Regions from separate parts of the Homo sapiens genome. Here region 1 is linked to region 2. A link is an interaction called in ENCODE POLR2A ChIA-PET data of the cell type or tissue named here. Cell type or tissue: PC-9. All regions are shown on one strand. Each heading gives the region's core, and the rest is flanking DNA. Links, peaks and the distances in the headings are about the cores only.

Evidence for each region. ChIA-PET counts read pairs that join two places held together with the same protein. Peaks named below come from ENCODE experiments on the same cell type or tissue, not always from the same donor. Only the 100,000 strongest peaks of a DNase experiment are listed, where the experiment ranks them.
Region 1: POLR2A ChIA-PET joins it to region 2 with 5 read pairs; 2 of 35 experiments call an interaction of 5 or more read pairs at or near these places.

Annotation. Positions count from the first base shown.
Region 1 is chr2:113,822,301-113,837,893 of GRCh38, forward strand. ACTR3-AS1 (ACTR3 antisense RNA 1) reads right to left here. Exons shown (of 5, transcript NR_110174.1): 4 at 9,230-9,285; 5 at 8,883-9,128. Among named protein-coding and RNA genes, the nearest start is that of ACTR3, 60 kb to the right of the region's middle. RefSeq lists an enhancer at 8,476-9,675. In PC-9, for the core only: no CTCF peak of the experiment used is centred there; a DNase peak (open chromatin) is centred at 8,971; H3K27ac peaks cover 1,241 bases.
Region 2 is chr2:113,650,034-113,665,626 of GRCh38, forward strand. It overlaps the pseudogene SNRPA1P1. Among named protein-coding and RNA genes, the nearest start is that of RABL2A, 31 kb to the left of the region's middle. RefSeq lists an enhancer at 5,841-6,398. In PC-9, for the core only: no CTCF peak of the experiment used is centred there; no DNase peak of the experiment used is centred there; H3K4me3 peaks cover 1,254 bases.

The DNA of each region.
Region 1 (15,593 bases), core at 8,028-10,527, 170 kb after region 2:
CATCAGAAGATTAATTTATCTCAGACATGTCAGAAAAGGGGTTGCTCAGGTGACCTAAAAGTTCATTCGCTCTACAGCTGGAAACTTCACCTTATGTGAGGTGGGATTTTGTTTGATTTTATTTAGCTATAAGGAAGACAGCTTGAATACACGTTTCTCCAAAAAAGACATACAAGTGGTCAGCAAGCATGTAAAAGGATGCTCAACATCAGTGGTCATCAGGGAAATGCAAATCAAAACCACAGTGGGGCACCACTGCAAACCAATAGGATTTCTAAAATTGAAAAAAAAAAAAACTGGGAAAATAGTCCCAAGTCCCTCTGGGGAATCCCCACAGTGCCAGGCAAATTGAGATGATTGCTCACCCGAGGGCCACCGATAAAGCAAATGGACCGTGGAGAGCTGCTGTTTGTATTGATTCCTGTAACCAAAAGGCCACGGCGGGCAGAAGTGATTACAATCTCTTCTGCCATAGGAAATAGATTTCTATGTCTTCCCCTGGTGTCCTGGGGCTCAATGCTGCCTTTACCCACCTTGGAAGAGTTACCAGAGTCCAGAAACAATTCATGACAATAAATCATAATTCAGGTTTAAAAGCACCAGAAAACACATCCCACTGGTGAAATTCTGTCTCACCCAAATATTAGCACCATGCTGGAAATTTACAGCAAAATTTAGAGTATATCGTACTGAAGACAAGCCAGGAAGAAAAAGAAAAAGAAAAAATATATAATATAAATAGAATTCCTGCCAACAAGCAGAGATTAAGTAAATCATAAATTCTAACCTGAAATTAAAACTATTGATAAAAAGTGTTCACGAGAGATGAAGACTTTCAAGATTCTATGTGCTTCCCCGGCTAAAAAATGTCCTAGAATCTTAATCACAGCTCTCTGAAACATCCATTTAATAAAATTTATAAATATACCCAACCTCAAATCCGATCTATCAGAATAAGCAATATAATATTAAAGGATTGTCATTTTATCCATCAAAACTAAATTACTTGTGTTCCACAGGGAAGATATAACATCCATTTATAATCAGCTACCAATGCTTTTGAAAATACATATTTTCTTTTACAATGAGATACATTAATGTTTTGAGTTTGGGGAACCCCAGAGACAATGACCATCAGAAAGTAGGTCCAAGCCCAGGCGATATAGGGAGACCCCATCTCAACAAAAAATTCAATAATTAGCCAGGCATGGTGGTGCATGCCTGTAGTCCCAGCTACTCAGGAGGCTGAGGTGGGGCCCAGGAGGTCAAGGCTGCAGTGGCCTGTAATGGTGTCACTACGCTCTAGCCTGGGTGACAGAGTGAGACCCAGCCCCTCCCCACCCTCACTTCCCCCAAAAAAGAAAAAGGAAAAGAAAATTCCTTCTCCAGGAATTTTATTCAGGCTCCTACATTCTATCCAAGAAACTATAAAGGAAGTGAACAAATAGTAGTAGCAAAGCTTTATGCAAAAGAAGTTACATCTCAATAGCAATACCAATGATGTGGGCCTACCCTGACAGTTCCTTAGCTTCTGTGTAGCTCATCCAAGTGATGTCTTACCATCAGCAGAACCAGACGGTTTTATAAAAATAAACTGATATGCAGACCTTTTCTCCAGGATTCATGCAAAGAAGATAATTACAATTTAAGATGAGCTGCCAAACTCTTCCTCTTCACATGATGAGCTTGTGATTTCTTAGCTGTTGCACATAAAAAAGACATTTGACCAAAAATGACTCAATTTGTTATATACTCTATAAATTTTTTTAAAAGACACCCCCTTTTTCTTCCTCCCTTCCTATCTTTATCTATATACCATCTATCTATCTATCTGTCTGTCTGTCTATCTATCTATCTATCTATCTATCTATCTATCTATCTATGTATCCTGATCTATCTATCTATCTATCTATCTATCTATCTATCTATCTATCTATCTATCTATGTATCCTGACTTTCTACAAGAGAGAGAAAAATAGAGAGAGCCAGACAGTTTTACAATTGGCAGATGCCAAAGGCATTTTATGGCTTTGGAAGTCAAACACGTTTGTTACTCAGTTGATAGATTCCACATGACAATCATAGGATGAGTTGGTTGTTTTTTCCAAGGCGTCACTACATCATGCTTCTCCTCTTGCTTAAAACTGCTCAGCGTCAGTGGTGTCCCATTCCTCAGCAATACACTTCTTTGTCATTAACTTAAAGCCAAATTCCATACTACTTCTATAATGAAACCTAAAAGAAAATCTTGGATTTCAGTGCATCCTGTTAAACTTCATTTGGTAAATGAAGGAGGCAGCTGCTGAGGAAAGCAGATGAGAAGAGGACGTGGGCTTCTATCATCTGCTACCACAACACCTGAGGCTGGTACGCCTGTCCTCAGGCCCAGGGCCCTCTTTCATTAAGCCGAAATAATAGGACTGCCTCTTTCCCTCTCACGTCCCTCTATTCAGGTTGTCTTTTAAGGACTTTTCCTCGCTCTGTTGCCCAGACTGGAGTGCAGTGGTGCAATCTTAGCTCATTGTAACCTCTGCTTCCCATGTTGAAGCAATTCTCATAGCTCACCCTCCCAAATAGCTGGGATTACAGGGGTGCACCACCGTGCCCAGATAATTTTTGTATTTTTAGTAGAGACAGGGTTTCACCACGTTGGCCAGGCTGGTCTTGAACTCCTGACCTCAGGTGATCCACCTGCTTTGGCCTCCCAAAGTGCTGGGATTACAGGCGTGAACCACTGCACCTGGCCAGATAAAGCTATTATTACCCAGATATAGTTTTATTTGATCCAGCTTCTCACAGCTTCGGAAACAGTACAGGATCCTGCTTTCCTTGAAAATAGATGCCTTTGAACCATCCACGTCCTAGGATAGATGTCACACTACATAATTGTAGTAACTACAAATTCAAAAATAGTTTAAGGTGCAAGAAGGCCTTGCGTGTTCCTCCCACCTTACTTTGGGCTTAAATGGATCAACTTTCCATTGTTTCAACTGTGAGTTTTTCAATGCAGGGAAAGAAGTTCCTCTCCTCAGGAAGGGAAAGTGTGGGAATACTTCCGGGGAGGAGTGCCGTGTCTCGTTGAAGAGTAGGGAGAAGGAACAGAGCGTGCTCAGCTGAGTCCCTTTGCTGTATTCTGTTTCTCTGTCCTGCCTCTCCTCAAGAACCCCTCCTTCTGAATCTCCATGAAGTAATACGCTTTTTATATCAGGATCTGGCCCTACAGTGGAGAGACCTAAAGTTTGGGATGGGTTGGATCAATTTAGAGGGAAGTTATTAGGGAACCCGATTTTGTCTAATGTCTATGCTTTATTCTCCAAACTAGCCCTTTCAGTAATAGAACTGGGCTTTCTTTTTTCTCCAAGCTGCCTGATTTTTCTGTTCACTTCTGAAGTGGCTTTTAAGTCAAAGGATTGATAGGAAATTATTACTTCTATAGAAACAAAGAATCCCCAAATCCTAATGGCTAAAACAACAAAGATTTATTTCTCACTCCTGATACATGCTCACTGGGGGTCTGATCATGTGTTTGACTGTGCATTGCCACACAGTGGGAGTTTAAAGTTCTTTTTTTTTTTTTTTTTTTTTTTGAGACACATTCTCACTCTGTTTCCCAGGCTGGAGTGCAGTGGCATGATCTTGGCTCACAGCAACCTCTGCCTCCCAGGTTCAAGCGATTCTCCTGCCTCAGCCTCCTGAGTCGCTGGGATTACAGGCGCCCACCACCATGCCTGGCTAATTTTTGTATTTTTGTAGAGATGGGGTTTCACCATGTTGGCTAGGCTGGTCTTGAACTCCTGACCTCAGGTGATCCACCAGCCTCAGCCTCCCAAAGTGCTGGGATTATAGGCATGCACCACCACGCCTGGTCCTTTTTTTTTTTTTTTTTAAGAGTTCTTAAAGACCAATTTCAAGTATTAGCACCACTGAGTAAGACTTTATTAGAAAATAGAACTAGAAACAATTTTCAGATTTGAATCCTGGGATGTAATTACAAGGACTGTGCCAGAGTAGTGTTTTTAAACTCAACGCTTTCTATCGGGGAACCACATTTATAATAAACAGCAAAAAGAATTATCATCGACAACTGAATAGGCCTTTTCACATCCCCCAGATCTGCTGAGAATTATTTTTGGGAATACTTAATTCAGAGCTTTTCTTTCAGGGTGTTGGCACTTTCCCTTTTTGGATATGAGTTATACAAGACTAACCTCTATTATTTCTGGATTACATGTCAGTGATGGAAAATGAATTGAGTGCTTTGAGGGGGAAAGAAATCATTACCAGAAAGATGAATAGACCGATTGTACTGGATTACTAAAAGTCAGGGCTCTGGAAAGATCTTTGGTTTGATTTTCCGGGAAACGTATCTTCTTGGATACTCTTCAGAGTTGTGATAAATTCCTCCAGCAGCAGGTGGGAGGTAGGCCTATTCATACCACACTTTCTCCTGGCCCTGGGCTTCCTAGGCTGACTTCAAAGAGAGGCCTTTTCTTTGGTATGTGGTGTTTAAAGAAAAAAACTGCTTTGAACTCTCAGATTTCAGGCATTTGGGAGACAGTCAATAGCCAGCCAGATTTACATGTTTATCACTTTTGCCATAGGATGCAGAAAACTTTTTTTCCCTCACTCAGTGAACAATGGTATTTATCTGCTCCATAGGTATATACTATGTGCCAGGTAGTACTGTGTACTGATGATACAACAATGATCAAGTCTGATACAGTTCTTACCTAACAGAGCTCTCAGTTATGGAGAGGGAGATGGATCTAGACAGGTAAACAGCTTACAATTCAGGGTGAGAAATACCATGATAAGGACATACCAGATGCTGTGGGAATCATACAGATAACAGAAAACCAAACACCACATGTTCTCACTCATAAATGGGAGTTGAACAATGAGAACACATGGACATAGGGAGAGAAACACCACATACCAGGGCCTAATGGTGGGTGGGGGGCTGGGGGAGGGACAGCATTAGGATACCTAATGTAGATGATGGGTTGATGAGTTCAGCAAACCACCATGGCACGTGTATACCTGTGTAACAAACCTGCACGTTCTGCACATGTATCCCAGAACTTAAAGTATAATAAAAGGAAAAAAAGAAAAGAAAAGAAAAGGAGATCAGAGAAGACTTTCTTAAAGAAATGACTTGTAATTTTGATCTCAGGGATCGTAAGTCATAACTAGAGGAAGAGAGGGTGAGCAAAGGCCCTGAGAGTGGAGAGAGCATGGCATATTTGAAGGACTGAGGGTAGAAAGTATGTCTGTAGGTGAAGGGAAAAGACACATTTTTTAGGGAATTGTTGAACAGGAAAGGAATAAGGTGTGAAGTTGTGCAAGGTCCTGGAATGTCTAGAAACACCTGTTAGGACTTGTGGCCTCTATCCTCAGGGAAAGTCACTGAATGGTTTTTAGCAGATAAGATGCATAATTGAATGTATGTTTCTGGAGACCACTTTGATTGTTTTATTGCAAATGGATTAGAAGAGACAAAGTCTGGAGACGGGAGTTGGAAAGACCAATGAGGCATCCAGGTGAGAGATGGTGGTAGCCTGAGATTATGTATTGGTGGTGGAAGGCACAGACTGGGTGGATTTGAGAAAAGCTTAAAGGTGGAATTGACAAGACTTGGTGACAGACGTGATATGGATGGTTTAGGAAAGGGAGGAATCTAGCGTAATACTGAAAAGGCTCAAGGTTCTGGGTTGGCAGTGAGATCATTTAGTGAGGCAGGAAACCCAGGAGAAAGAGCAGTCTTGGAGGTTAAGATCATGAATTCAGTTTGGCGCATGTTGATTTGAGGTATTTAGTAGATACTGTTGATGACCCATTCATATCCCCTTGACCAACCATTGAAGCGAGAGGCAAAATTGCCCAGTGGCTGAAACAACAGGCTATGGATACAGTCAATGCATGTTATAAATCCTAGTTCTTTCAATTAACTAGCTGTGGGTCATGGTACAACTTCTCTTATCTGTTTCCTCCTCTCTAAATTGCAGACAGTCACTATGTCATGGGGTTGCTATACATATTAAATACCTGTAACTTATAATATAATTTCCCATGTAAACTCCATCATCAAGCAACATCTGAACTCTGCATGGGGGAAGGCTCTTCTCTCCTTGTCCACTAAGCACTTGATATTTGTGTTTGTAATTATATTACAGGTATTTTCATATCAGTATTGTCTTTATTGACATAAGCCCTCAGCAGTAGTGTATTAGTTTCCTACTGCTGCTGCAACAAATTAGCACAAACTTGTTGACATAAACCAACACAAATTTATTACCCTGTAGTTCTGGAGGTCAGAAGTTTGAACTGGGTCTCATGGAGCTAAAATCAAGGTGTTGGCAGGACTACATTCCTTCTGGAGGCTCTGGGGGAGAATCTGTGTTTTTTGCCTTTTTCTATTCCAATTTCTGCATTCCTTAGCTTGTGGCTCTTTTCCTCCATCTTCAAAGACAGCAGGTAGCATCTTCAAATCTCTTTCTGCCTCACTCTTTGGGCTCCCTCTTCTACTAAAAGGATCCTTGTGATTACACTGGGCCCATGCAGATAATCCAGGATAATCTCCTTATCTTAAAGTCAGCTCATTAGGAGCCTTAATTCCATGTGCAACCTTAATTCCTCCTCGCTACGTGTGTTAGTCCATTTGCATTGCTATAAAGGAATACCTGAGACTGGTTAATTTATAAAGAAAAGAGGTTTATTTGGGCTCTGCAGGTTGTACAGGAAGCATGGTGTAGGCATTGGTTTCTGGTGAGGGCCTCAGGAAGCTTCCAATCATGGCAGAAGGTAAAGGGGTGCAGGAGTGTCACATGGCAAGACAGAGAGGGAGCAAGAGAGGAAGGGGAGGTGCCAGGCTCTTTTAAACAACCAGCTCTCACAGAAACTACCAGAATGAGAGCTCACTCATTACCACGGGGTGGGTACCAAACCATTCATAAGGAATCAGCCCCTATAATTCAAACATCTTCCACCAGACCCCACCTCCAACACTGGGGATCACATTTCAATATGAGATTTGGAGAGGACAGGCATCCAAACTACATCACTATGCAACATAACATACTCATAGGCTCTGGGGACTTATGGATTCTTTTTTATTCATAGCTCCATTTTTCATACTGTCTTATCATTGCGTTGTGTCAAACTCTTCTAGGACTAACATTTCCAAATCTTGTGATATTCTTGTACGTAATACATGTTGTGCAATAAAAGTATATCTGGCCTGAAAGCAATAGTGATGATTTTTATTTTATTATTCATAAGTTATATAAGAAACACAGAACTCAAACTTTCAAGTGATATACTAAATATGTGGTAGAAAATAAATATCCATAGGACATTTTCCCCAGTCTTCCTAACAGTGACAAGATAGCAGCTGGAAGATTATGAGAAAGCAATAAATATTAAACACCAATGGAAACAGTGGCTGCCTAAAGGCACCCAGAGCACACGGTCGATCTTTACTAATGATTCTTCCCCAGACCTAAAGTTCTCTATTGGCACTACCCCTATAAAGCTTTAATGAGCTCTATTCCACTCCGATCTGGGAAGGGAGAAGTAAGAAAGGGAAGCAGAAATGTAGGTGTCATAAATATGAACAAAGACCCTGGAGTATGAGAAGGCAGCCTCAGCCACCCACCCAACCATCTCTAGTGCAAGAGGCCAATTCACACAGGGGCCACAGCCCAGGCTGCCAGGCTGACCTGTGCTAAAAGAGGCGTTCCCTGAAGGCTGCTGAATGGTCCCAGCTGGCCACAGCCTGAAACACTTCTTAATCTATCTGTCTCTAAGTAGAAAAGTCAAATAAAGTCATTAACATCTCTGCAATCTCTACAAGATTGATCGGCAGATTAGCAGAGGATCCAAGAGAATGGGACCCCAGCCTAGCAAAGAAGCAGGCAAAGTTCCCCAAAGGTATGTTGTAGGTAACCCTAGGCAGGGTAAAGGAACTGTGCACCAAAAGCATTTAAATAACTTCCTGGAACCCCCCACATCCTCATTTGCAGATACATAAAATTGGCATTAATGACCTATCACATGAAAATTGCTTCTACTTTCTGAATATGAATTAAGCATCAGACCTGGCACTAGGTACATGATAAGTATTATCACTAGTTCACTGGGTTCCTTTCAGCACCTACAATGAACAGAGAGGGCCAATTGCGGTGGCTCACGCCTGTAATCCCAGCACTTTGGGAGGGCAAGGCAGGCTGATCACCTGAGGTCAGGAGTTCAAGACCAGCCTGGCCAACATGGTGAAACCCTGTCTCTACTAAAAATACAAAAAATTAGCCAGGCATGGTGGTGGGCGCCTGTAGTCCCAGCTACTTGGGAGGCTGAGGCATGAGAATCGCTTGAACCCGGGGGGTAGAGGTTGCAGTGAGCTGAGATAGCGCCACTGCATTGCAGCCTGGGCGACAAAGTGAGACTCTGTCTCAATAACAACAACGACAACAAAACACACACACACACACACACACACACACACACACACACACACAGAGGGATCTGAAGCCAGAGAAGTTCAGTTACTTACCTAAGGGCACACAGCTGATACATTTCAGGGCTGGGATTCAAATTCAAGACTTCTGACTCCAGAGCCCTACCGTTCAACCAGGAAGTACCTTATACAGTCTTTTCCACAGATGGTTTCTTCCTCAGTGGGGGAGTGATTCAAATCATCAGCTCATCTTGTCCTACGACAAGTGGCTTTTTCTAGGTTTATTTGGGACAAATGCATAAACTAAAAGCTATGCAAGAATATCAGCAAGGGAAATAATGAATGAGAGCTAGGTATATTGCTCCATTCTGGATCTCCAGAAAGGGTTAACTTTTGGCAATTTAGCTGAAATGTGGGAGAACAGATGTGTAATACTTTATATCAACAAATACTTATTTAGTGACATCGCCAGAAACAAAGATGGCTTCTGGTATTTCACACCTAGCCTTCGGGAAGGCCTGTTAGACTTGATTTTCCTCTCTGCCTTGGAGAGACACGAAGTTGCTAAGCTACCATGGGGAAGGCAACTTCTGCTGTAATTGCTTTCCCAGTTTTGGTGCTGCCCTAGAATCTTTGGTTCTCCACGTTTGCTGAGTCATCTTCACACTGGCACCTAGAACAATGACAACGAACTGTAAAAGCATGTCACTGGGTACGTCATGACCATCCACCAAAGTCTAATTAGCTGGTGCTTTCACATGGGAGAGTACTTACTGTCTATAGCCACTGTGTTCTTGTAAAAACAGGCTAGAATTACTCCCTCGCTCTTTCTGAAAGAAACAGGGAGAGGGTTAGGGTTATTGTGTTGAAAGAGAACAGGACAATTACGGCCACAAAATCAAATCACAAGCAAAACCTCGTTGATACAACTCTATTTGGGGTTTTTTGTTTGCTTTTTAAACTTTTTATTTTAAATATTATTATGTAGTGGTTTTGAGTTTTTAAATTTAATTAATTAATTAATTTATTTATTTTGAGACAGGGTCTCACTCTGTTGCCCAGGCTGGAGTGCAATGGCATGATCTTGGCTCACTGCAACCTTCGCCTCCCAGGTTCAACCAATTCTCCGGCCTCAGCCTCCCCTGCAGCTGGGATTACAGGCATCTGCCACCATGCCCGGCTAATTTTTTGTATTTTTAATTGAGACAGAGTTTCACCATGTTGGCCAGGCTGGTCTTGAACCCCTGACCTCAAGTGATCCGCCCGCCTCGGCCTCTGAAGGTGCTGGCATTACAGGCGTGAGCCACCGCACCCAGCAGATCACCATGATAAGGATACAGAACAATTCCATCACTCCCTAAAAACTCCCTCCTGTTCTCCCTTCATACTCACCTGGCCCTAGCTTCCGAAAACCACTAACCTGTTCTTTCTTCCTATAGTTTTGTCTTTGAGAATGTCATGTGAACGGAGTCTGACAGCCTCTAATCTTGAACACTGGCTTCTTTCAGTTAGCATAATGCCTTTCTGATTTATCCAAGTTGTTGCAGGTATCAATACTTCCCTTTCTGGCTGGGCACGGTGGCTCATGCCTGTAATTCCAGCACTTTTGGAGGTGAGTCAGGGGGGATCACTTGAGGTCAGGAGTTCGAGACCAGCCTGGCCAACGTGGTGAAACCCGGTCTCTACTAAAAATACAAAAATTAGCTGGGTGTGGTGGCACACACCTGTAATCCCAGCTCCTTGGGAGGCTGAGGCAGGAGAATCACTAGAACCCGGGAGGCAGAGGTTGCAGTGAGCTGAGAGCACACTACTGCACTCCAGCATGGGCGACAGAACAAACCTCTGTCTCAAAAAAAAACAAACTTTCTTTCATTTTATTGCTAAATAAATTTTTTTGGTATTAAACTTTTTATTTTAACTATTATTATATAGTAATTTTGATTTTTTAAATTTTATTTATTTATTTATTTTGAGACAGGGTCTCATTCTGTCACCCAGGCTGGAGTGCAGTGGCACGATCTCGGCTCCCTGCAACCTCGGCTTCCCAGCTTCAAGCAATTCTCCTGCCTCAGCCTCTGCAGTACCTGGGATTACAGGCACATGCCACTACGCCCGGCTAATATGATGGCCGATGAATGTATCATCATCCTTAACATCTTAAAAGTTAATGTATTTATTAAATTGAGGTATAATTTATATACCATAAAATTAACCACTTTACTTTGGTTTTGAAAAAGAAGAAATGGATCACGTGATAATCCTCATCCTATAAAAAGATAACCTTTAAGCTGGAAACAGATTTCTGAACATGCCATGTTTGTCTAACTTTCTCTGGCTTCCTGCCCCTTGTTCTTCTGCCTTTGGAGAAAAAAAATCAAATTATTTCTATATTTGGAGAATTGTTCAGTACAAGTTCCTTCTCCATCTGCTTGCACTGATGTTATTAAAAAATGTTCACTCTTTTCTATTGATTTCATATTGGCTCTCTAACATTCTACATAGTATTTTTATTAATTAATTTTTTAAAGATAGGAATACTCATATTTTGCACAAAACACAAAGTGAAATACTGGAAATACTGAGGTAAGTCTCCCTTACCCTCTCTCTTCCAGCAACTCAGTTCCTTTCTGAGGCCAAAATTTTCTCAACTTTCTTAGGCATCATTAGAGAGCTATCCTATTAATTTACAAATATATACATATACCAATGTATACAAATATATGTATATAAACATATACAGAAGTATACAAATATATGTGTATATGTGCATACAAAATATAGATAGGTGCATAATAAAATAAATGCATATACATACATACACATATACCTTTTCCCACACACAAATAGGGGCATATTCTACCAAATGTTCTATGCTTTACTTTTTTCTGTTAATAATAACCCTATTCTTGGGATTCTTTCCAGAAAAGTACATTTATAGGAATCTATTGTGTCCATTTTACTATATTTTAAAAGTATATCATAATTTACTTAAAACCATCCCATTACTGGCCGGGTGCAGTGGCTCACACCTGTAATCCCAGCACTTTGGGAGGCCGAGGCAGGCGAATCACGAGGTCAGCAGTTCCAGACCAGCCTGGCCAACATGGTGAAACCCCGTCTCTACTAAAAATACAAAGATTAGCCAGGCATGGTAGCGGGCGCCTGTAATCCCAGCTACTCCAGAGGCTGAGGCAGGAGAATCACTTGAACCCAGGAGGCGGAGGGTACAGTGAGCTGAGACCGCGCCATTGTACTGCAGCCTGGGTGACAGAGGGAGACTCCATCTCAAAAAAAAAAAAAAAAAAAAATCCCATTACTGTTATGTACATTGCTTCCAAACTCTGCCCTTACAATGTCTTTTTTCTTTTTTTCTTTTGAGATAGAGTCTAAGTCTGTCGCCCAGGCTAGAGGGCAAAGGTATGAGCTCAGCTCACTGCAATTTCCACCTCCCAGGTTGAAGCGATTCTCTTGCCTCACTCTCCTGAATAGCTGGGATTACAGGTATGTGCCACCACGCCCGACTAATTTTTGTATTTTTAGCAGAGACGAGGTTTCACCATGTTGCCCAGGCTGGTCTGGAACTTCTGACCTCAAGTGATCTGCCCACCTCGGCCTCCCAAAGTGCTGAAATTACAGGTTTGTGCCACTACGCCTGGCCTGCTGCCCTTATAATGAATACGCAATTTTATTTAAACCATTTCACACATGTGAAACCAACTCTGTAGGACAATTGCTTATAAGCGGAATTTTTGATCAAAAAGTATGTACGTTTCTGCTTTTGAAGGGTATTGCCAAATTATCCTTCAGGGAAATTGCATCAATGTGCACTCTGTTAGCAATGGAGCACAAAGTTTCTACATAGTCTATGTATACGTAGTAACTATTATAACATAGTTTCAGACTAATTAATAATAAATATTCAATGATTAATATCAGGAAATTAGCATTAATGGTTTCTCAATCTTTATTTTCACAACATTAACATTTTTGAAGAGTGTTGGCCAGTTATGTCAAAGAATAGCCTTCAATTTGGGCCTGTTTTTTTCTGTAAAACAAAGAACCAGAGGGGGCGGGGCAGCATAAAAAAACAAAACAAAGAAACAAAAAAACAACAAACAGCCAACTGCAGGTGGGAGGCGGTGGCTCATGCCTGTAATCCCAGCACTTTGGGAGGCCGAGGCGGGCGGATCACCTGAGGTTGGGAGGTTGAGACCAGCCTGACCAACATGGAGAAACCCTGTCTCTACTAAAATGCAAAATTAGCTGGGCGTGGCAGCACATGCCTGTAATCCTAACTACTCGGGAGGCCGAGGCAGGAGAATCCCTTGAACCTGGGAGGCAGAGGTTGCAGTGAGCCGAGACTGTGCCACTGCACTCCAGCCTTGGCAACAGAGTGAAATCCGTCTCAAAAAAAAAAAAAAAAAGAGAGAGAGAGAGAAAGAAAGAGACAGTGAACGAGGACAAACAACTGTGCATGTGTATTTCCAGACCATTTTCAATTGGAATAAAAAATCCGACCTTTTCTGAATCCAAAGCCCTTCTTGATAATGAATATTCACTGTCGCCCTCCATATGCAAATAGCAAAGTTATATGATTATATGTATACTATAAAACAAAATGACCCTTCAAACTTTCTTATTATTTTATTTATTTATTTATTTATAGAGACAGGGTCTCACTATGTTGCCCAGGTTGGTCTCCAACTTCTGGGCTCAAGCAAGCCTCCCACCTCAGCCTCCCAAAATGCTAGAATTACACGTGTGAGCCACCACACCTGGCCTTGATGTTTTGATATATGTATCAAAACATATTGATACATATATCAATATGTGATTGTAAAATGATCACCACAACAAAATTAATTGACATATCCATCACCTCACATAGTTACCATTTTCATGGCTCACTGCAGCCTCAACTTCCTGCACTTGGGTGATCCTCCCACCTCAGCCTCCCGAGTAACTGGAACCATACATGCATGTCTCCCATCCTGGCTAATTTTGTAATTTTTGTAGAGATGGGTTTTCGCCATGTTGCCCAGGCTGGTCTCCAACTCCTAGGCTCCAGAGATCTGCCCTCCCTCAGCCTCCCAAAGTGCTGGGATTACAGGTGTGATCCACTGTGCCCAGCTTCTTTTTTATTCTTGTTTTTACTTTGCATTCTCTTTCCTTTTGGATATTTCTTCTTTCTTTTCTTTTCTTCTTTTTTTTTTGAGATGGAGTCTCGCTCTGTCGCCCAAGCTGGAGTGTAGTGGCATGATCTCGGCTTACTGCAAGCTCCGTCTCACAGGTTCAAGCGATTCTCCGGCCTCAGCCTCCTAAGTAGCTGGGATTACAGGCACGGGCCAACATGCCCAGCTAATATTTTTGTATTTTTAGTAGAGAAGAGGTTTCACCATTTTGGCCTGGCTGGTCTCAAACTCCTGAGGTCGTGATCTGCCCACCTCAGCCTCCCGAAGTGCTGGGATTACAAGCTTGAGCCACTGCGCCCGGCCTCTTCTTTCTTTTCTAACTTCTTGAATTGTATATTAAATGCTTAATTGACTTATCCTTAATATTTCTTTTTGGTGTAAACACATTTTAAGGCTCTATCACTCAAGATGAAACTTTAGCTGAGGGTGGCATAAAAGCAGATTTCCTGGGTCTGGATCCCAGCTCTTCACTTACTAGCTACAAGACCTTGGGCAAGTTATTTCATTGCTCTGTGCCTTGGTTTTTCCTTCTTGTTCAAATCACTTATTCTTTGTCCTTATTATGTTTTAAATAGTTCATCCATCATTATCTGATGTGCATGTGTCAATTCTCCCAGTTTGAGAATTAACATATTCCAGGACATTTTTTCTTTTTTTAGTGCATACAAGTACATGATGATTCTATCCTCTTGGTGAACTGTTCCTTATCAGGGTGTTGTATCCCTCTTTATTTTTTTATTTTTTATTTTTTTTAGACGGAGTCTCGCTCTGTTGCCCAGGCTGGAGCGCAGTGGCGCAATCTTGGCTCATTGCAACCTCCGCCTCCTGGGTTCAAACAATTCTCCTGCCTCAGCCTCCCAAGTAGCTGGGACTACAGGCACGGCTAATTTTTTGTATTTTTAGTAGAGACAGGGTTTCACCATATTAGCCAGGATGATCTCGATCTCTTGACCTTGTGATCTGCCCGCCTCGGCCTCCCAAAGTGCTGGGATTACAGGTGTGAGCCACCGCACACGGCCCCCTCTTTATTCTTAATAATGCTTTTTTGTCTTAAATTGTATTTTTGCAAATATTAGCATTTTTATACCAGGTTTCTCTTGTTTGGAATAGGTGTTGACAGGTTTACATTTTTTCATATCTTCATTTTCAAAGACACCCAGCTAGCGTGTGGCAAAGCCAGTTTTATTCCTGCATCCCCTAACCCCCAGTCTATTATTCTTTTTTTCGTGTCTCAATGTCTCAGGTCCACCTTCTTTCATGATTCAACATAAGTCACTCTTCACTTTGAGGCTCCCCCAGCAACTCAGTCTATCATGATTGCTTCCTCTTCTGAGTGCTCAATGTCCACAGTACCCATTTGGTCCTTAAAATCTTAAAAGTATGCTACCTTGGTTTTGTGTTGATCTCTATCCTGGAAGTTCCTTGAAAGCTACAATATGAATTATATCTCTTCTGCAGACTGCTCCAAAATTACTTTACTAAGGGGGGCTAGTGGTACAATCTGATTGGGAAGGGAGTGCGTAGGGGACTTGTCTGGAAGCTGCATTTGCATAGCAGACACTTCATTTTATTTGCAGTGATTGAGGGTGAGTGTTACAGAGTTTAGGAAGAGGTAAGCTAATGCCCCCGTATACCACTCTTTCAGCTGTCACTGACCTCTACCGGCTTGCCTATGATAGTGGTTTCCAACAAATTTAGCTGCTCTTCAAAATCACCAAGGGAGTAAGATTTTTTTAAGTACTTATTTTCAGATCTCCCTCCAGAGCCACTGAGTCAGAATCTCTTGAGTGGAGCTTGGGAACCTAGTGTTTAAGGAGCTCTGTTGAAATTCAAGACATCTAAGCACCTGGTCCGTAGGCAATAACTGCTTGTAAATACAGGATGGGTACCAAGTCGGGAAGCAGAAAAGCTTTAATTGACATTCTATAATAATATATAAGAAAGTG
Region 2 (15,593 bases), core at 5,522-8,021:
CAGATAGAAAAACATAAATAAGGTTGGGCGTGGAGGCTCACACCTGTAACCCCAGCACTTTGGGAGGCCGAGTTGGGTGGTTCACCCGAGGTCAGGAGTTCAAGACCAGCCTGGCCAACATGGTGAAACCCAATCTCTACTAAAAATACAAAAATTAGCCAGGCGTTCTGGCACATGCCTGTAGTCCCAACTACTCGTGAGACTGAGGTAGGAGAATCACTTGAACCTGGGAGGCAGAAGTTGCAGTGAGCCAAGATTGTGCCACTGCACGCCAGCCTGGAAGACAGAGCGAGACTCCATCTCAAAAATAAAGAAAGAAATAACACTGTCTTTATTCACAGAAGACTTGATTGTCTATGTTGAAATCCAGTGGCAGCTACAGAGCACCAGAATTAATAAATGAACTTGGCATGGTTTCAAGATACATGGGAACCACACAAAAATCAATTGTATTTCTGTATACTGGCAGTCAACAATTGAATATCAGAATACGAAATATTGAGAAATAATTCTGACAAAATATGTGAAAAACCTGCACACTCAAAATTACAAAACATTGCTGAGAGAAATTGAAGCAGCCCTAAATAAATGAATAGATACCCTGAGCTCATGACTCAGAGGACACAGTACCCTAAATAAATGAATAGATACCCTGAGCTCATGACTCAGAGGACACAGTACCCTAAATAAATGAATAGATACCCTGAGCTCATGACTCAGAGGACACAGTACCCTAAATAAATGAATAGATACACTGAGCTCATGACTCAGAGGACGCAGTACCCTAAATAAATGGATACACTGAGCTCATGACTCAGAGGACGCAGTACCCTAAATAAATGAATAGATACACTGAGCTCATGGCACAGAGGACACAGTACCCTAAATAAATGAATGGATACCCTGAGCTCATGACTCAGAGGACACAGTACCCTAAATAAATGAATAGATACCCTGAGCTCATGACTCAGAGGACGCAGTACTCTAAATAAATGAATAGATACCCTGAGCTCATGACTCAGAGGACACAGTACCCTAAATAAATGAATAGATACCCTGAGCTCATGACTCAGAGGACGCAGTACCCTAAATAAATGAATAGATACCCTGAGCTCATGACTCAGAGGACGCAGTACCCTAAATAAATGAATAGATACCCTGAGCTCATGACTCAGAGGACGCAGTACCCTAAATAAATGAATAGATACACTGAGCTCATGACTCAGAGGACGCAGTACCCTAAATAAATGAATAGATACCCTGAGCTCATGACTCAGAGGACGCAGTACCCTAAATAAATGAATAGATACCCTGAGCTCATGACTCAGAGGACGCAGTACCCTAAATAAATGAATAGATACACTGAGCTCATGACTCAGAGGACGCAGTACCCTAAATAAATGAATAGACACACTGAGCTCATGACTCAGAGGACACAGTACCCTAAATAAATGGATACACTGAGCTCATGACTCAGAGGACACAGTACCCTAAATAAATGAATAGATACCCTGAGCTCATGACTCAGAGGACACAGTACCCTAAATAAATGAATAGATACCCTGAGCTCATGACTCAGAGGACGCAGTACCCTAAATAAACGAATAGATAGCCTGAGCTCATGACTCAGAGGACGCAGTACCCTAAATAAATGAATAGATACCCTGAGCTCATGACTCAGAGGACGCAGTACCCTAAATAAATGAATACATACCCTGAGCTCATGACTCAGAGGACGCAGTACCCTAAATAAATGAATAGATACCCTGAGCTCATGACTCAGAGGACGCAGTACCCTAAATAAATGAATACATACCCTGAGCTCATGACTCAGAGGACGCAGTACCCTAAATAAATGAATAGATACCCTGAGCTCATGACTCAGAGGACGCAGTACCCTAAATAAATGAATAGATACCCTGAGCTCATGACTCAGAGGACGCAGTACCCTAAATAAATGAATAGATACACTGAGCTCATGACTCAGAGGACGCAGTACCCTAAATAAATGAATAGATACCCTGAGCTCATGACTCAGAGGACGTAGTACCCTAAATAAATGAATAGACACACTGAGCTCATGACTCAGAGGACACAGTAACCTAAATAAATGGATACACTGAGCTCATGACTCAGAGGACACAGTACCCTAAATAAATGAATAGATACCCTGAGCTCATGACTCAGAGGACACAGTACCCTAAATAAATGAATGGATACCCTGAGCTCATGACTCAGAGGACACAGTACCCTAAATAAACGAATAGATACACTGAGCTCATGATTCAGAGGACGCAGTACCCTAAATAAACGAATAGATACCCTGAGCTCATGACTCAGAGGACGCAGTACCCTAAATAAATGAATAGATACCCTGAGCTCATGACTCAGAGGACACAGTACCCTAAATAAATGAATAGATACCCTGAGCTCATGACTCAGAGGACACAGTACCCTAAATAAATGAATAGATACCCTGAGCTCATGACTCAGAGGACGCAGTACCCTAAATAAATGAATAGACACACTGAGCTCATGACTCAGAGGACACAGTACCCTAAATAAATGGATACACTGAGCTCATGACTCAGAGGACACAGTACCCTAAATAAATGAATAGATACCCTGAGCTCATGACTCAGAGGACACAGTACCCTAAATAAATGAATAGATACCCTGAGCTCATGACTCAGAGGACGCAGTACCCTAAATAAATGAATAGACACACTGAGCTCATGACTCAGAGAACACAGTAACCTAAATAAATGGAAACACTGAGCTCATGACTCAGAGGACACAGTACCCTAAACAAATGAATAGATACCCTGAGCTCATGACTCAGAGGACATAGTACCCTAAATAAATGAATAGATACCCTGAGCTCATGACTCAGAGGACGCAGTACCCTAAATAAATGAATAGATACCCTGAGCTCATGACTCAGAGGACGCAGTACCCTAAATAAATGAATAGATACCCTGAGCTCATGACTCAGAGGACGCAGTACCCTAAATAAATGAATAGATACCCTGAGCTCATGACTCAGAGGACGCAGTACCCTAAATAAATGGATACACTGAGCTCATGACTCAGAGGACGCAGTACCCTAAATAAATGAATAGATACCCTGAGCTCATGACTCAGAGGACGCAGTACCCTAAATAAATGAATAGATACCCTGAGCTCATGACTCAGAGGACGCAGTACCCTAAATAAATGAATAGATACCCTGAGCTCATGACTCAGAGGACGCAGTACCCTAAATAAATGGATACACTGAGCTCATGACTCAGAGGACGCAGTACCCTAAATAAATGAATAGATACCCTGAGCTCATGACTCAGAGGACGCAGTACCCTAAATAAATGAATAGATACCCTGAGCTCATGACTCAGAGGACGCAGTACCCTAAATAAATGAATAGATACACTGAGCTCATGACTCAGAGGACGCAGTACCCTAAATAAATGAATAGATACCCTGAGCTCATGACTCAGAGGACGCAGTACCCTAAATAAATGAATAGATACCCTGAGCTCATGACTCAGAGGACGCAGTACCCTAAATAAATGAATAGATACCCTGAGCTCATGACTCAGAGGACACAGTACACGAAATAAATGAATAGATACACTGAGCTCATGACTCAGAGGACGCAGTATTGTTAGGGTGTCATGTCTTCCCAAATTGACCTGCAAATTCAACACAATCCAATGAAAACATCAGCAGATTCTTTTAAGTTAATTCTTTCAATTGGCAAGCAAAAATTGTATATATTTCTGATATACAACATGATGTTTTGATATATGTATCCATTGTGGAATGGCTAAATCAAGCTATTTAACATTATCTCACATAATTATCATTTCATTTTCTTTATAGTAAAAACACTTAAAATCCACTCTCTTGGCAATTTTTATGTGTACAATACATTGTTATTAACTATAGTCACCATGATGTGTAATACATGTCTTGAACTTACTGCTCCTGAATAACTGAAATTTTGTGTCCTTTGACCAAAGTCTCCCAATCTTCCCACCCCCCAGCCTCTGGAAACCACCATTTTACTCTGTTTCTATGACTTAGACTTTACTACATTCCACATATAAGTGACATCATGCAGCATGTATCTTTCCGTATCTGGCTTATTTCACCTAATGTCCTCCAGTTCATCCACATTTTCACAAATAATAAAATCTCCTTTTGATGGCTATGTAGTATTCCTCTGTGTATATATATCACATTTTCTTGATCCATTCATCTTGTTGATGGATGCTTAGGTTGATACCATATCTTGGCTATTGTTAACAGTGCTGCAATGAACAAAGGAATGCAAATATTTCTTTAACGTACTGATTTCCTGTTGAAATCTATATTCCTTTAGATGTATACCCAGTAATGGGATTTCTGAATCTCAGCAGAATTTTTTTTTTTTTTTTGAGACGGAATCTCGCTCTGTTGTCCAGGCTGGAGTGCAGTGGCACAATCTCGGCTCACTGCAAGCCCTGCCTCCCGGGTTCACGCCGTTCTCCTGCCTCAGCCTCCTGAGTAGCTGTGATTACAGGCGTGCACCACCATGTCCGGCTAATTTTTGTATTTTTAGTAGAGATGGGGTTTCACCTTGTTAGCCAGGATGGTCTCGATCTCCTGACCTCATGATCCACCCACCTCGGCCTCCCAAAGTGCTGGGATTACTGGCATGAGCCGCCGAGCCCGGCCAGAATTTTTATTGTAGAAATCAACAGACTGATGCTAAAACTCATATGGAAAAATATAAAGGACCTAAACCCGCCAAAACAGCTTTAAGAAAACACAGATGTTGGAAGATGTATACTACCTGATTTCCAGACTTATTATAAACCCATTTGCAGTAAGATGGTGTGGTACTGGTGTCAAGATAAACAAATACATGAAAGGAACAAAATAGCTCAAAAGCAGAACCAGACATATATGAACGACTGATTTTCTTCAGAGGTACAAAGGCATTTCAATGGAAAAAGGAAAATCTTTTCAACATATAGTGCTGGAGCAATTGGACATCATATACCAAAGAATTTTCAGCCGGGCACGATGGCTCATGCCTATAATCCCCAGCACTCTGGGAGGCTGAGATGGGCAGATCACCTGAGGTCAGGATTTCAAGACCAGCCTGACCAACATGGTGAAACCCCATCTCTACTAAAAATACAAAAAAATTAGCCACGCGTGGTGGTGAGTGCCTGTAATCACAGCTACTCAGGAGGTTGAGGTAGGAGAATCACTTGAACCCGGGAGGCAGAGGTTGCAGTGAGCTGAGATCATGCCACTGCACTCCAGCCTGGGCAACAAGAGTGAAACTATGTCTCAGGAAAAAAAAAAAAAAAAATTCAATCCAAGTTCATGCGAAATACAAAAATTAACTCAAAATGGATCATAAACCTAAGTGAAAAACCTAAAATTCTAACATTTCTAGAATAAAACATAAAAGAACATTTTTGTGACCTTGGGTTAAGCAAAAATCTCTTAGATCACACACCAAAAGCATGATCCATGATTTCAAGATACATGATAACCACACAAAAATCAACTGTATTTCTGTATACTAGGAATCAACAATTGAGTATCAGAATATGAAATACTTATAAATAATTCTGATAAATAAATAATTCTGACAAAATATGTGAAAAACCTGCACACTCAAAACTATAAAACATTGCTGAGAGAACTGAGGAAGTCCTAAATAAATGAATAGATATACCAAATAATATGTAACAATAAAGAATAAAGTGATTAGTTGTACTCCCTCAAAGTTTAAAACTGCTGAGCTCCAAAAGACACCATTTAGAGAATTAAAAAGCAAGCTCTGACTTGGAGAAGACATTTACAATGCATACAGCTGACAAAGAACTTACACTCAGCATGTAAAAAGAACTCTCAAAACTCTATAAAAAGATGACAACAGAAGTTTTTAAATAGGCAAGAGATTTGAACAGACACTTCCCCAAAGAAGATATATGGATGACAATGAGCACAGGAAATATGCTTAACATCACCAGTCATTAAGCAAATGCAAATTAAAACCACAGTGAAATATTATCACACACCTATCAGAATGACTAAAATTAAAAAGACTGACCAGGGGGGTGGAGCCAAGATGGCCCAATAGGAACAGCTCCGGTCTACAGCTCCCAGCGTGAGCGACGCAGAAGACGGGTAATTTCTGCATTTCCATCTGACGGTTCATCTCACTAGGGAGTGCCAGACAGTGGGCGCAGGACAGTGGGTGCAGCGCACCGTGCACGAGCTGAAGCAGGGCGAGGCATTGCCTCACTCGGGAAGTGCAAGGGGTCAGGGAGTTCCCTTTCTGAGTCAAAGAAAGGGGTGACGGACGCACCTGGAAAATCGGGTCACTCCCACCCAAATACTGTGCTTTTCCTGCGGGCTTAAAAAACGGCGCACCACGAGATTATATCCCGCACCTGGCTCGGAGGGTCCTACGCCCACGGAGTCTCGCTGATTGCTAGCACAGCTGTCTGAGATCAAACTGCAAGGCGGCAGCGAGGCTGGGGGAGGGGCACCCGCCATTGCCCAGGCTTGCTTAGGTAAACAAAGCAGCCGGGAAGCTCGAACTGGGTGGAGCCCACCACAGCTCAAGGAGGCCTGCCTGCCTCTGTAGGCTCCACCTCTGGGGGCAGGGCACAGACAAACAAAAAGACAGCAGTAACCTCTGCAGACTTAAATGTCCCTGTCTGACAGCTTTGAAGAGAGCAGTGGTTCTCCCAGCACGCAGCTGGAGATCTGAGAACCGGCAGACTGCCTCCTCAAGTGGGTCCCTGACCCCCGTGCAGCCTAACTGGGAGGCACCCCCCGCAGCAGGGGCAGACTGACACCTCACATGGCCGGGTACTCCAACAGACCTGCAGCTGAGGGTCCTGTCTGTTAGAAGGAAAACTAACAAAAAGAAAGGACATCCACACCAAAAACCCTTCTGTACATCACCATCATCAAAGACCAAAAGTAGATAAAACCACAAAGATGGGGACAAAACAGAACAGAAAAACTGGAAACTCTAAAAAGCAGAGCGCCTCTCCTCCTCCAAAGGAACACAGCTCCTCACCAGCAACGGAACAAACCTGGACGGAGAATGACTGACGAGCTGAGAGAAGAAGGCTTCAGATGATCAAATTACTCCAAGCTACAGGAGGAAATTCAAACCAATAGCAAAGAAGTTAAAAACTGTGAAAAAAAAATTAGACGAATGGATAACTAGAATAACCAATGCAGAGAAGTCCTTAAAGGAGCTGATGGAGCTGAAAGCCAAGGCTCGAGAACTACGTGAAGAATGCAGAAGCCTCAGGAGCCGATGCGATCAACTGGAAGAAAGGGTATCAGTGATGGAAGACGAAATGAATGAAATGAAGCAAGAAGGGAAGTTTAGATAAAAAAGAATAAAAAGAAACGAACAAAGCCTTCAAGAAATATGGGACTATGTGAAAAGACCAAATCTACATCTGATTGGTGTACCTGAAAGTGACGGGGAGAATGGAACCAAGTTGGAAAACACTCTGCAGGATATTATCCAGGAGAACTTCCCCAATCTAGCAAGGCAGGCCAACATTCAGATTCAGGAAATACAGAGAATGCCACAAAGATACTCCTGGAGAAGAGCAACTCCAAGACACATAATTGTCAGAATCACCAAAGTTGAAATGAAGGAAAAAATGTTAAGGGCAGCCAGAGGGAAAGGTTGGGTTCCCCACAAAGGGAAGCCCATCAGACTAACAGCGGATCTCTCGTCAGAAACTCTACAAGCCAGAAGAGAGTGGGGGCCAATATTCAACATTCTTAAAAGAATTTTCAGCTTTCCACAGCGCGGGGGAACCGGAGGCTGCAGGATGGTCAAGCTGACGGCGGAGCTGATCGAGCAGGCGGCGCAGTACACCAACGCAGTGCGCGACCGGGAGCTGGACCTCCGGGGGTATAAAATTCCCGTCATTGAAAATCTAGGTGCTACGTTAGACCAGTTTGATGCTATTGATTTTTCTGACAATGAGATCAGGAAACTGGATGGTTTTCCTTTGTTGAGAAGACTGAAAACATTGTTAGGGAACAACAACAGAATATGCCGTATAGGTGAGGGACTTGATCAGGCTCTGCCCTGTCTGACAGAACTCATTCTCACCAATAATAGGCTCGTGGAACTGGGTGATCTGGACCCTCTGGCATCTCTCAAATCGCTGACTTACCTAAGTATCCTAAGAAATCTGGTAACCAATAAGAAGCATTACAGATTGTATGTGATTTATAAAGTTCCGCAAGTCAGAGTACTGGATTTCCAGAAAGTGAAACTAAAAGAGCGTCAGGAAGCAGAGAAAATGTTCAAGGGCAAACGGGGTGCACAGCTTGCAAAGGATATTGCCAGGAGAAGCAAAACTTTTAATCCAGGTGCTGGTTTGCCAACTGACAAAAAGAAAGGTGGGCCATCGCCAGGGGATGTAGAAACAATCAAGAATGCTATAGCAAATGCTTCAACTCTGGCTGAAGTGGAGCGGCTGAAGGGGTTGCTGCAGTCTGGTCAGATCCCTGGCAGAGAACGCAAATCGGGGCCCACTGGTGATGGTGAAGAAGAGATGGAAGAAGACACAGTCACAAACGGGTCCTGAGCAGTGAGGCAGATGTATGATAATAGGCCCTCTTGGAACAAGTCTTGCTTTTCGAACATGGTATAATAGCCTTGTTTGTGTTAGCAAAGTGGAATCTATCAGCATTGTTGAAATGCTTAAGACTGCTGCTGATAATTTTGTAATATAAGTTTTGAAATATAAATGTCAATTTTCTACAAATTATAAAAATAAACTCCACTCACTGTGCTACCAAAAAGAGAAAAAGAAAAGAATTTTCAACCTAGAATTTCATATCCAGCCAAACTAAGCTTCATAAGTGAAGGAGAAATAAAATGCTTTACAGACAAGCAAATGCTGAGAGATTTTGTCACCACCAGGCCTGCCCTAAAAGAGCTCCTGAAGGAAGCATTAAACATGGAAAGGAACAACCGGTACCAGCCACTGCAAAAACATGCCAAAATGTAAAGACCATCAAGGCTAGGAAGAAACTGCAGCAACTAACGAGCAAAATAACCAGCTAACATCATAATGACAGGACCAAATACACACATAACAATATTAACTTTAAGTGTAAATGGGCTAAATGCTCCAATTAAAAGACACAGACTGGCAAATTGGATAAAGAGTCAAGACCCATCAGTGTGCTGTATTCAGGAAACCCATCTCACATGCAGAGACACACATAGGCTCAAAATAAAGGGATGGAGGAAGATCTACCAAGCAAATGGAAAATAAAAAAAGGCAGGGGTTGCAATCCTAGTCCCTGATAAAACAGACTTTAAACCAACAAAGATCAAAAGAGACAAAGAAGGCCCGTTACATAATGGTAAAGGGATCAATTCAACAAGAAGAGCTAACTATCCTAAATATACATGCACCCAATACAGGAGCACCCAGATTCATAAAGCAAGTCCTTAGTGACTACAAAGAGACTTAGACTCCCACACAATAATAATGGGAGACTTTAACACCCCACTGTCAACATTAGACAGATCAACGACACAGAAAGTTAACAAGGATACCCAGGAATTGAACTCAGCTCTGCACCAAGCGGACCTAATAGACATCTACAGAATTCGCCACCTCAAATCAGCAGAATATACATTTTTTTCAGCACCACACCACACCTATTCCAAAACTGACCACAGAGTTGAAAGTAAAGCACTCCTCAGCAAATGTAAAAGAACAGAAATTATAACAGACTGTCTCTCAGACCACAGTGCAATCAAACTAGAACTCAGGACTAAGAAACCCACTCAAAACTGCTCAACTACATGGAAACTGAACAACCTGCTCCTGAATGACTACTGGGTACATAACGAAATGAAGGCAGAAATAAAGATGTTCTTTGAAACCAACGAGAACAAAGACACAACATACCAGAATCTCTGGGACACATTCAAAGCAATGTGTAGAGGGAAATTTATAGCACTAAATGCCCACAAGAGAAAGCAGGAAAGATCCAAAATTGACACCCTAACATCACAATTAAAAGAACTAGAAAAGCAAGAGCAAACACATTCAAAAGCTAGCAGAAGGCAAGAAATAACTAAAATCAGAGCAGAACTGAAGGAAATAGAGACACAAAAAACCCTTCAAAAAAATAATGAATCCAGGAGCTGGTTTTTTGAAAAGATCAACAAAATTGATAGACCGCTAGCAAGACTAATAAAGAAGAAAAGAGAGAAGAATCAAATAGACCCAATAAAAAATGATAAAGGGGATATCACCACCGATCCCACAGAAATACAAACTACCATCAGAGAATACTACAAACACCTCTACACAAATAAACTAGAAAATCTAGAAGAAATGGATAAATTCCTCTACACATACACCCTCCCAAGACTAAACCAGGAAGAAGTTGAATCTCTGAATAGACCAATAACAGGCTCTGAAATTGTGGCAATAATCAATAGCTTACCAACCAAAAAAGTCCAGGACCAGATGGATTCACAGCCTAATTCTGCCAGAGGTACAAGGAGGAGCTGGTACCCTTCCTTCTGAAACTATTCCAATCAATAGAAAAAGAGAGAATCCTCCCTAACTCATTTTATGAGGCCAGCATCATCCTGATACCAAAGCCTGGCAGAGACACAACCAAAAAAGAGAATTTTAGACCAATATCCTTGATGAACATTGATGCAAAAATCCTCAATAAAATACTGGCAAACCAAATCCAGCAGCACATCAAAAAGCTTATCCACCATGATCAAGTGGGCTTCATCCCTGGGATGCAAGGCTGGTTCAACATACGCAAATCAGTAAATGTAATCCAGTATATAAACAGAACCAAAGACAAAAACCACATGATTATCTCAATAGATGCAGAAAAGGCCTTTGACAAAATTCAACAACCCTTCATGCTAAAAATTCTCAATAAATTAGGTATTGATGGGATGTATCTCAAAATAATAAGAGCTATCTATGACAAACCCACAGCCAATATCATACTGAATGGGCAAAAACTGGAAGCATTCCCTTTGAAAACGGGCGCAAGACAGGGATGCCCTCTCTCACCACTCCTAGTCAACATAGTGTTGGAAGTTCTGGCCAGGGCAATTAGCAGGAGAAGGAAATAAAGGGTATTCAATTAGGAAAAGAGGAAGTCAAATTGTCCCTGTTTGCAGATGACATGATTGTATATCTAGAAAACCCCATTGTTTTAGCCCAAAATCTCCTTAAGCTGATAAGCAACTTCAGCAAAGTCTCAGGACACAAAATCAATGTACAAAAATCACAAGCATTCTTATACACCAATAACAGACAAACAGAGAGCCAAATCATGAGTGAACTCCCATTCACAATTGCTTCAAAGAGAATAAAATACCTAGGAATCCAACTTACAAGGGATGTGAAGGACCTCTTCAAGGAGAACTACAAACCACTGCTCAATGAAATAAAAGAGGATACAAACAAATGGAAGAACATTCCATGCTTATGGGTAGGAAGAATCAATATCATGAAAATGGCCATACTGCCCAAGGTAATTTATAGATTCAATGCCATCCCCATCAAGCTACCAATTACTTTCTTCACAAGATTGGAAAAAACTACTTTAAAGTTCATATGGAACCAAAAAAGAGTCCGCATCACCAAGTCAATCCTAAGCCAAAAGAACAAAGCTGGAGACATCACCCTACCTGACTTCAAACTATACTACAAGGCTACAGTAACCAAAACAGCATGGTACTGGTACCAAAACAGAGATATAGATCAATGGAACAGAACAGAGCCCTCAGAAATAATGCCACATATCTACAACCATCTGATCTTTGACAAACCTGACAAAAACAAGAAATGGGAAAAGGATTCCCTATTTAATAAATGGTGCTGGGAAAACTGGCTAGCCATATGTAGAAAGCTGAAACTGGATCACTTCCTTACACCTTATACAAAAATTAATTCAAGATGGATTAAAAACTTAAATGTTAGACCTAAAACCATAAAAACCCTAGAAGAAAACCTAGGCAATACCATTCAGTACATAGGCATGGGCAAGGACTTCATGTCTAAAACACCAAAAGCAATGGCAACAAAAGCCAAAATTGACAAATGGGATCTAATTAAACTAAAGAGCTTCTGCACAGCCAAAGAAACTACCATCAGAGTGAACAGGCAACCTACAGAATGGGAGAAAATTTTTGCAATCTACCCATCTGACAAAGGACTAATATCCAGAATCTACAATGAACTCAAACAAATTTACAAGAAAAAACAACCCCATCAAAAAGTGGGCAAAGGATATGAACAGACACTTCTCAAAAGAAGACATTTATGCAGCCAAAAAACACATGAAAAAATGCTCATCATCACTGGTCATCAGAGAAATGCAAGTAAAAACCACAGTGAGACACCATCTCACACCAGTTAGAATGGCAATCATTAAAAAGTCAGGAAACAACAGGTGCTGGAGAGGTTGTGGAGAAATAGGAACACTTTTACACTGTTGGTGGGACTGTAAACTAGTTCAACCATTGTGGAAGTCAGTGTGGCGATTCCTCAGGGATGTAGAACTAGAACTACCATTTGACCCAGACACCCCATTACTGGGTATATACACAAAGGATTATAAATCATGCTGCTATAAAGACACATGCACACGTATGTTTATTGTGGCACTATTCACAATAGCAAAGACTTGGAACCAACCCAAATGTCCAACAACGATAGACTAGAGTAAGAAAATGTGGCACATATACACCATGGAATACTATGCAGCCATAAAAAATGAAGAGTTCACGTCCTTTGTAGGGACATGGATGAAACTGGAAACCATCATTCTCAGCGAACTATCGCAAGGACAAAAAACCAAACACCACATGTTCTCACTCATAGGTGGGAACTGAACAATGAGAACACTTGGACACAGGGTGGGGAACATCACACTCCGGAGACTGTTGTGGGATAGGGGGAGGGGGGAGGGATAGCATTAGGAGATGTACCTAATGCTAAAAGACGAGGTAATGGGTGCAGCACACCAACATGGCACTTGCATACATATGTAACAAACCTGCACATTGTGCACATGTACCCTAAAACTTAAAGTATAATAATAATAAAAGAAAATAAAAAAGACTGACCATACCAAATCTTGTCAAGGATGTGGAAGAGTCGGGACTCTCATATACTGCTGGTGGGACTGTGAAATGTTGCAATCACTTTGAAAAAACACTCAATGTTTTTCAAAAAGTGCTTTTTAACATATACCTACCAGCCATTCCTCACACACATGGTTAGCCAAGAGATATGAACATGTATGCCCATACAAATCCCTGTATTTGAGTGCGCATAGCTGCTTCATTTGTAATAGCCCAGACTGGAAACAATCCAATGTCCATCAACAGGTAGATAGGAAAACAAACTGTGGTATAGCCGTGTGATGAAATACTCAGCAATGGAAAGAAATAAATCACCGATACACAAAATGAATCTCAAAATGATTATGCTGAGTGAAAGAAGATTGATTTTAAAAAGGGCTTGCTATAGGGTTTCATTCATATAAAATTATGAGAAAAGCAAATTGATATAAGACAAAGCAGACCAGACATTGCCTGGGGCAGGAGAGGGGACAGGCTGGAGGGATTGCAAAGTGCCACAAGGAAACTTTAGGGAGTGACGGACGTGTTCACTCTCTTGGTTGTGGTGATTGCTTCGGGGATGCATTTGTATGTCAAAACTTACACCCACCGTATGATCCAGCCATTCCACCCCTAAGTATTTACCCAAGAGACATGAAAGCACATGCCCATGCAAAAACCGATGTGTAGTGTCCAGAATTAGATCACTGATGATTCTTTACCAAGAATAGAGTTTCTGGAGTAAACTCCATTAAGCTAACTTCTGTTTCTTGGTCAGTTTTCTACGTATTAAAGATGAACCGTTTTCATTTTTTCACATTTCCATTGTAAATTTGCTAAGATTGGATTCACCAGAACGTTTTCCCTTGCAAATATTGTAAGATTTCCTATATTGATGAGAGGCACAGCGAGGACCTCTGCCTCTGTGAGTGTCAATATTGTGCATGATCCCTGCCGCGCCCACTGTTCTGGCATCAGAGTCTTGCCCTGTACAGTTTAGCCACTGTCAAACCATTTTCTTTTATTGTTCCTATCAGTAAACTTCATTATGAATTCAGTTTTTACAAATACTTTTCATTTGCTTAGCTGTCCCATGAGAAAACAGTGAGCACATCCCTCAGATATCTAAGTGTGCACACCCCTCGGATGTCTAGGTGGGCACACCCGTCGGATGTCTAGGTGGGCACACCCGTCGGATGTCTAGGTGGGCACACCCCTCGGATGTCTAGGTGGGCACACCCCTTAGATGTCTAGGTCCCTGGAGTTTTGGTTTGTCACACAGCTGGTCATTCTTCCATTTCTCCTGTCACTATGAGCAGGAGACACCTGCTTCACGATCTGAAAGTTTAACCTTTTCAGGGTTAAACTATCCATAGGAACATGAAGGCAGATCAAAGAGCGTCAATTTTAAAAATGAAAATTGGAACATCTATTACATTGGTAAAGATAGACACATTTGATAAGAACAGTGTCGGCTTAGATGTAGGGAAATGGGCACTCTCATGCATGGAAGGCTAAACATTCCTTCCTAGGAAAGAACTGTGCCACTTTGTCTTATAAGTATCCCTATTGTGGAAGATCAATTTAGAGACATAAGATGGGCCTGTACACACTAGCATACAAATATCTCTATATTTGCTAAATGGAAAAGCAAGTCATAGAGTAGTGTGAATGGTGAAAGATCAGGAGATTATGTGGTATGTCACCATATTAATGTGCATGTGAAGTTTCCAGGAATCACGGCTTGAATTCTCCACCCAGTCTATGGCCTCTCACAGAGTGTTCCTTGAGAGTAGGCCCTGTCTCTCCAAGGAGGCCCAGATGTCAGCTATAGATGATAGGCCCAGGGTAAGATTTTCTCCATCACTGGGGAGGGAAGAAACTAAGGACAAGGAGCATTTATGGGGAGAGAGAACCAAGAAAATCAACTCTGGATCACAGAAAGCTCAGAAGAGAAGCAGTGAAGTCTCTGGGGTAGAAAAAAGCTGCTGCTGCTGTAGCTCCACCCCCACTTGTCCAAAACCCCTTTGTGACCGCAGCACACCTTGCCCCATACTTCTACGTGCTGGCCCACCTGGCTCTGTGTCTGGCTCAGGGTCACTGAGGGTGAATCCCAAGCTGCCGCTGTTACGGCTTCTGCACGGGGCCTTGCATTTTGTATGCTTAGTATTTAGAGAATGTCAAGTGTCTGGCACCAGGGTACAAAGGGAGATTAAGAAACTGGCTTTAGGAGAGAGAGCCTAAAAGTCAATAAAATGAATTACCAACTCCAACTTCAGCAGCACCAGCTCTTAGCCAAGGCAGATAGAATGTTTTAAGTGTGATCAACTGTTACTATCCTACAGAGCTATGGGCCATTCGACTCAATATGCAAGCCCGCCTATGTGGCCAAAGCATTTCAGGGGTCATA